Regions from separate parts of the Mus musculus genome. Here region 1 is linked to region 2. A link is a contact called in ENCODE Hi-C or POLR2A ChIA-PET data. All regions are on one chromosome and are shown on one strand. The core of a region is the stretch at or near the end of the contact, and the rest is flanking DNA. Distances in the headings are between cores, read along the strand shown. Region 1 holds the start of Purg (purine-rich element binding protein G). Region 2 holds the start of Ppp2cb (protein phosphatase 2 (formerly 2A), catalytic subunit, beta isoform).

What was found. Hi-C counts contacts between places; a loop is a spot of excess contacts on that map. ChIA-PET counts read pairs that join two places held with the same protein, here RNA polymerase II (POLR2A).
Region 1: a map of left cerebral cortex shows a loop between it and region 2 (9-fold over the local background). The contact joins the promoter of Purg here to the promoter of Ppp2cb in region 2. A Hi-C loop is called at or near these places in 14 of 37 maps with a recorded cell type or tissue (adrenal gland, gastrocnemius, heart and 1 more). POLR2A ChIA-PET finds 5 or more read pairs at or near these places in 2 of 5 experiments (Patski and embryonic stem cell).

Annotation. Positions count from the first base shown.
Region 1 is chr8:33,384,250-33,388,062 of GRCm38, reverse strand. Purg (purine-rich element binding protein G) reads right to left here and starts at 2,221. Exons shown (of 2, transcript NM_001382855.1): 1 at 2,000-2,221; 2 at 1-1,733. The coding sequence starts at 1,727. The coding sequence ends at 675. Wrn (Werner syndrome RecQ like helicase) reads left to right here and starts at 2,536. Exons shown (of 34, transcript NM_011721.4): 1 at 2,536-2,721.
Region 2 is chr8:33,598,090-33,601,940 of GRCm38, reverse strand. It overlaps Ppp2cb (protein phosphatase 2 (formerly 2A), catalytic subunit, beta isoform), which reads right to left and starts at 2,320. Exons shown (of 7, transcript NM_017374.3): 1 at 1,923-2,320. The coding sequence starts at 2,024.

The sequences.
Region 1 (3,813 bases), core at 972-3,471, 210 kb after region 2:
CCACAAAATTTGAAATTATAGAATTCTGTATATAGTAGTAACTGCTAAGGAATATGACATTGTATTTCAAAGGTCTAATTGTCTAATAATATTTGTATTTTAGTGGTACTAGTTAATACTCAGTTACCCAATGAGAATATATTCCTACTAGTACTTTCATAAAGAAATATACTACACTTGAGGTCAATCTCTGTTTCTGTGGTAATGGTCCTACAGGTAAACTTTGCAACTTTTTAACAAAGTACGAACTTTTAACAAAGTATGGGACTTTCTTTGGGGGTGGGATTTGTTAAATAGAAATTCACACTTTTGTATTAAGTCTATGTATCATCATTTTCAAGATTCTGTCATAGTGCAATGTAAATCTTAAGTTATCGTGATTAAAGGTCAGAATGTCACACTCTGTGCTGATCTGCATACTTCAATAGTCTGGAGCAGTTGAAGCAGCTAAACTATTTGGCTCTGGGGAGGTTGGAATTCCCATGAGAATTATAGTGATCTATGTATAACATAACATGAGAATCAGACTCCTTTTAAGTATAAACTATTAGAGGTATTACTAATAACAGAGGGCCCAAAAGAGGAGAAACTTCTTCAAATGATCATGATTACGGATCAGTACGTTTAGCCAATTACTGATTTCTAAATTCTGCCTGCTGGAGTTCAATTTCACGCTAGTCCAGGCATTCTTGTTCTTCACCACTGGCCCGACGGCCATCCATTCTCTTTTCCTTATGGCTGTTGCAAATTTTCCTCATCTCTTCTTCATACTTGATAAAATTCTCCCCAAACCTTGTCCAAGCTTTGAACGGAACAGTAATAGTATTACGGTAAGGCGGTCTCACCTCACTTACCTTCAGGAAAATTCCATATTTATTAGAGCCCACATCAAAGTAGAACCTTTTATTGTCCACTCTGAAAGAGGTCCCCTCTGGGAGTTCAAGTGGGTCGTCGTCTCCACACCTTCGTTCTTCTATGTCTCCTTCGCCGTAGTCTTCAATCAGCTGAACCAAGGCATCACGAAATTCAATCATACCTTGTGCTGGGAGGACAATAGTCTGATCCTGGCCCAAACTGTGGCCAAAGTAACCGATCATGCCAGTGCCCCGCATCATGGTTTGTCTAATCCTTAGGAAGCGACCTCGTTGGTTTTCCTTTAGGTCCAGGTAGTATTTCCTATTGTCCCTCTCTATATAGTCCGTTTTGAGGACACTGTGAGGATGCTCTTCTGACCCCACTGACACCGGTGGGGAGGGTGCAGAGTGCTTCTGCCGCCTCCTGGAGACTTGCTCTTTGCTCTGGCCATGCTCCTGTCTGTGGCCTTTCAGGCCCAGATGGGCATAGTGCTCGATGAAGTCGCCTAGACAGTCCTTCAGCTCTGCTGCTACCGACAGGGAGAGGGTCAGTTTACTCTTTCTGATATTGTCCTGCCGGCCTCTCCCTATCCAGACTTCGGCTATCTTTAGGAAGCGGCCCCGGGAGCTCTGCTTCACGTCTAGGTAAAACCTCTTTTTCTGGATGTCCACACGTTTGGAGGCTAGCTCCTGGATTTCGGATGTGCCCCCAGACTGATTAGGGGTGGCTGACGCGGAGTAGTGGGGGTAGTGAGAATGCTGGGCCTGGGGATAGAGTCTACTCTTGCTTAGGCCAGGGCCCCCTACATTCTTGCCTCCGCGGCCACGGCCGCCGCCGCTGCCGCCGCCTCCCCTTCGCCTGGCTCTTTCCATCTTCAGCTGCAAGTGACAAACAGACACACGGGGTGGGATGGGGGAGGGGTGTTGAGAACAATCGCAGACGCCCCTGGGTCCGCACTGCCCCCGCTGCCGCCGCCCGGAACCCCTACTCTGGCCCGGCTCTCGCGCTCCGGCCTCGGCCGGCTCCGCACCGCGCACACAGCATCCCCTCTGCCGCCCCAGGCCTCCCGCTCCGATTCCCGTACGCTGCCAGCCGCCCAGCTCCGGCTCGGCAGCCCCGGGGGTCCCAGCCAGCCGACACTCACATCATCTCCGTCACCGATGCCCTTCACGACCACCGCCGCCGCCGCCGCCAGCTCTCGGCCCCTCCGCCGCCGCCCCCCGCCTCCTTCCCCGCCGCCGCCGCCGCCGCCGCGCGCTCTGCCCCCCGCCGGAGCAGCGGGGCAGGGGCATCGCCTGCGGCGCCCACCGCCGCCGCCGCGCCTCCTGCGGCCGCTGCCTGGATTCGGGCACCGGCCCGACGCCGCGGGGAGGGCGGGAGGGAGGCGGGGAGCTGCCTGAGGGGCCGGGCTTGGGACCCCGCCTCCCCAGCCGCGCTAGCGGAAAGACGGGGGACTCGGGCTCTGCCTCCGGGCGCGCCCTGACGGCAGACAGCGCGCGGGGACCCGGCGTGCGAGAGAGCCGGCAGGAGAGGTGGCGGGAGGGTTGTGATTTCCCGCGACTCACCCGCACCTGCGTTGAGACTACATTTCCCAGCGTGCCCAGCGGCCGTCAGCTCTGAGCATGCGTGCTGCGCGGGGTGGCTGCGGTGGGTGGGAGGGCGGCGCGGCTGGGAGAGGTTGGGCGGGGCCGCGGGCGGAGTGCAGGGAAGGGCAGTCGCCAGACCAGAAGTGCACCGAGGCGCCCGTTGGTATAAAGTTAGTAAATGTGAGGCCTCTCTCGATGCCTGGGTCCTGGGCTTTGGTTCTCAGTCCTCCATAAATCATCCTGCTGGAGGAGAAGACCCTTAGATCTGGCTCTTCTCAGGGTAACGTGCCTTCCCCGCTTTTGCCTCTCCCCTTTGCGTACCCTGGGCTATATCTACGCATCTCGGACGCTTGTTTCTCTCTCCCACGAGGCTTTCTCTTGGGGTTGTGTTGGGGAGATTCTTGGAAAGGGAGCCTTGCCTCCTTTCTCCTTCAGATCCCCTGGAAAGGGGCCTCGGAGCCACAGGCCTCCTCTGGTCCCGTCAGTGGGCTTTCCCGCCTCTTCCGCCCCAGCTGCTGTTTATAGCGCTTCGGAGGCAGAGGTAACTGAGTCCGGGGAGGCAACCGACTTTCCACTACTGAGCAAATTGTTTTGGACCTCTTAAGGTTAAGTCATTGTACTAATGAGCATTTGGTCTTGTTGAATATGACTCGTTCTCCCATAGACCTGATATGTAAAAACCTGGAGAGCAAAAAACTCTTTAGGATGCTAATCCAGAGTCCCCAAATAACAAATTTCAGCCTTATTTTTCCCTTTGGTTTTATTGAGACCCGGCTTCTCTTCTGTAGCCCCTCACACTTTTAGCCCAGGCTGTCCTCGAACTCAAGAGAGTACGGCCTACCCTGTCATGCCCTCTTGATCTTTTATTAGAGATTGTATGCAAAGCCTGCGGCGTATAGGGCAGTTTGGTACTCGATGTCGTTGTATACTAGTTGTCCCCTGTGTCTCCTCTTGCTTTGAGGATGGAACCCCAGACTGGGACCACTCACCTGCTTGATACAGCGCTCTTCAATTGAATGGCATCCCAGCTCTGCTAATTCAGCATATAATTGTTGAGCGCTGCTGAGATAACAAAATGAATGAAACAGAAAATTTACCCATTTTTGAGCTCACAATTTAGCGGAAAGAGATACACAAAATGCCAAGTGCAGTATTGACAAAGTGAAAATGAAAGAAAGACGGGTGAGGGCCAGTGGGTGTTGGGAGGTACAATTCCCAATAGGTCCTCACTGTGAAGGAAGTGTCTATGGGACAGGAAAGAAAGTGCAAGCCTGAAGGAGGCTGCTTGGAGTAAGAGTAACCTAGAAAGGCCTTTAGGGTAGAGAAAAGGGGCCTGCTCTTAGAGATCAGAGAGATTATGCAGGATTCATGA
Region 2 (3,851 bases), core at 1,071-3,570:
TCATTTCTCATGTAACAGTCGCCTCCATCAGGATTGTATGTGCTCAGCTCCTGATACTTCCCACCCAGCAGATTGTGTATCGTCACCCCTGCCTCACAGAGAAGCATCCCATGTGCAGACGGGCAGCTAGCTCGCTGTGGGGCAGCAGTGAATTCTGACTGGCTGAACTTAAATAGGGGGGATGGAGCCGGCTCAGCAGCTAAGAACCTGTGCTACTTTTTCAAGTGACCAGACCCCACAGCAGGTGGCTCACCACCACTGTCCCAGACAGCTCCAGGGAATCTGACAAGGCTGGCTTCCCCAGGTTTCATTCAACACTAATCACACAGACATACGATTAAAAATGAATAAATCTTCAAACCTATTATAAAATGGGACCAGACCACCAGGTGGAAGAAAACAGGGACACATGCACCCGTAGGCACATACCCGCATGGGCATACCAGGGTCATGCACAGGCCAGGAAGCCAGCTATTTCTCCCACTGGCAACTCCATCCTCTGGGCTAGAGGACAAAGCAGTGGGTGACACTGAATTTGTGGAGATAAGCAAAGAAAAGAGACCCACAGCCTAGGATGTAAGCTCAAAAACACGGGATAACTGGTAATCCAGTTTACTTAGAAGTGGAGTTTAAAAAAAAAAAAACTTTAAAAGACTCACAAACCTTCCTAAGAGTTTAAGACTTCAGTGTGATACTTCAAAGCCATGGTACAACCTTCTGTAAGAGTGGATCCTAAAATTATCAGAAAGTCAAATGGAAACACCTAGCCGGATTCGCCACCTCTTGGTTTATAGGTTGGATGTCACAACTACAATAAGGTTGACTGACTCAATTTCCAAACTGGACAGCCCAGTGGTGCTCCAGCTTGAGAGAGATCACCTAAAAGGTTACCTTTAAGACTTAACGAAATTACAGGTTATCACACAAGATAAATAAAAGCTAACTGAGACGATACACAAACAGTTTCTGAGGGAAACACCCTTTTCTTCACGGCTCTACTAGAAGAAAGAAACTCTCCTGTGCTAAGTACTTATTCAACCCACAAAGGCCCTGGTCAACTTGAAAAGCGCACCAAGAGCCATCTATCACTCCCCACCCCAAGTAAGGAGTGCCTGTTATCAGACGGATAAACAAAATCCTTTGGTAGGATCCTAACTTCTGGGGAAAAAAATGTAGACTCTGACTTGAATACTTAGCTCCGTTACTCTCTCGCAGGGCTCTTGAACATGGGGAAGCGAGTTAGCCCACAATAAAAAAGAGGAATGAAAAAAAAAAAGACTCTAAATAAGATGATATAAGCAAAAAAAAAAAAAAAAAAAAAAAACCCAAAAACCTAGCGGTTAATAAACCAATAGATACACACACATGTCTGAAAGCTGAGAAGACACGATCAAAAAGGGATTACCTAATCCATTACCTGCAAGCTATAGCGTGGGGTCGGGAGGGATACACAGGGTTAAAAAAAAAAAAAAGGAAGTAACTTTCTGTAACGTGGCCGGTTCTAAATAGCACCTATCCCAGTTAACGTTGCCAGTAAGCACCGTTTCCAAATTCAGCACCTGCTGTCTTCTTCCTGAAAAAGACGTCCCTCTCCATAGCCACTCGGCCGCCCAGACCAGCCTTCAGTCATCTGCCTCCGCCAAACCCAGGCTGGGAGAAGGCTCGGCCTGCCATCACGCCCACTAGTGTGCAAACAAAAGCTCCTTGCACTCCGTGGATCACCTGCGAGCGATCGACGCCACACTAACCACCGCTCGGTGTTAACGACTTTCAGGGCAGTTGTCCGTGGAGCCCGGGGACTGCAGCAGCCTGGTTTTCGGGGCGTGGGGTGGGGTCCCGCACCCCGTCCCCTACTCCAGCCGGGGGCCAGGGCCCGTTTCCCCCCCCGACCCCTGCGCGCGCCTCCGCGGCGGGCCGCCTACCTTCTCGCACAGCGTCCGCACTTGGTTCTCGTTCAGCTGCTTACACTCGTTCAGCTGCTCCACCCACTGGTCCAGCTCCTTGGTGAACGCCTTGTCGTCCATGGCGGCGAGCCGCGCGTCCCCGCCGCCTCCCCCGCCGCCGGCCCCCGGCGGGACCACCGAGCCGCGGAGCGCGCAGCCCGCGCCCCGCCCAAGCCCAGCGGGCAGCCGCGGGCCCCGGCCTCCGGGAGCGCCCGCCCCGCCCGGCCCCGGCCACGCGCCTGGGGCGCGGCGAAGGGCTTACGGCTCGGAGCGCAGAGCGCGGCGCAGCTCGGCTCGGCTCCGGCCCGACGGCGCCCGCCCGCCCGCTGCCACCCGCAGGCCTCTCCGCGCTCTGGCCACGGCCCTCTCGCTCTTTCTCTTCCCTCCCTCCGGGTTTCCGTCATCGCCCCGGCATTTCCGCCGGGAAAAGGCGAGTGGGCGGCGCCGCCGGGCCCGGCGCACGAGGAGGGGAGCAGCGCCCTCGCGCGGCCCGGCGGAGAAACGGTCCCCTTGCATCCTTCCCCCGGTCCTCCTGCCCACTCTGCCCTTGGGGAATCCGGTTCTCGCCTTGGACCTCTCTCCGCACAGGGCATTGAGACTGTTGGGCTTTTCCCTCAACCTTTCACTACCCTAGAGCATGCACTAAATATTTATTGAGTAAATTTCTACTCTTAGCAGTAATTCATTGCGTAGCCTTGAATCTCAGACCCTTTCTGTCTATATCAGAAAGATAACTTTTAACAAAGGATGTATTTACGTTTATGTCACGTGTGTACAGGTGCCTTGGGAGGACAGAAGAGAGTATTGGCTCTCCAGGAGCTGGAGTTGGTGGTATATGGTGCTAGAAACCAAATTTAGGGCATCTGTAAGAGTAGCACACATTCTTCATTCTTTCTTTCTTTCTTCTTCTTCTTCTTCTTCTTCTTCTTCTTCTTCTTCTTCTTCTTCTTCTTCTTCTTCTTCTTCTTCTTCTTCTTCTTCTTCTTCTTCTTCTTCTTCTTCTTCTTCTTCTTCTTCTCCTCCTCCTCCTCCTCCTCCTCCTCCTCCTCCTCCTCCTCCTCCTCCTCCCCCCCCCCCTCCCCCTCTCCTTCCCCTCCTCTTCCTTCTTTCTTCTTTCTTCTTCTCTTGGTTTTTTTCAACACAGGGTTTCTCAGTGTAGCCTTGGCTGTCCTGGAACTCATTCTGTTGACCAGGCTGACTTCGAACTCAGAGATCCACTTGCCTCTGCCTCCCAACTGCTGGGGTTAAAGGTGTGCACCACTACCACCAAGCTGTGTTTATCCTAACCTCAGCTAATCTCTTTAAACCATGAAATGATTTTTAAATTTTTCTGTGGCCATTCCATCTTATCATTCTTTGTTGTGACTACTATGATGCCTTGGCTGTAATTAGTGATCTTTATATAACAGGGGCTAGATACCGAGACCTTTAAAGCTGTGCTCACAGACCCTATTTCCTGGGTCTGAAACATGTACGGCTGCTTCTGCTGTTCGCAAGTGCTCAACAGCGTCATGGTTCCTGAGTTGGTTTTGTCAATTTCTCAGCTTGAAGCAATCCCCAAACTGCCTCTAGCTGCAGATTTGTCATTAGTTGAAATAAGTAAGCACAAAATCTTGTCAGTTGTGTGAGTACATGGACTTTGTGAAGTAGATGATCTCCAGTTTTAGGTGGGCTCTGGGCATCACACTCAGGCTTGTAGGCAAAGTACGCTGCCCCCCAGCCATCTCTGCAGACCTTGTTTATTTTAAGACAAGGTTTCTTTTATTCCAGGCTGGCTCCCTGCTCTGGAGTTGAGGATGACCTTGAACTCCTAATCCTCCTGTCTCCACTTTCCAAATTCTGGGATTACAGGCACTGCTACCTACCACACCTCTCTCAACGATGGAGTGGGAAAAGCAGCTGCCCAGT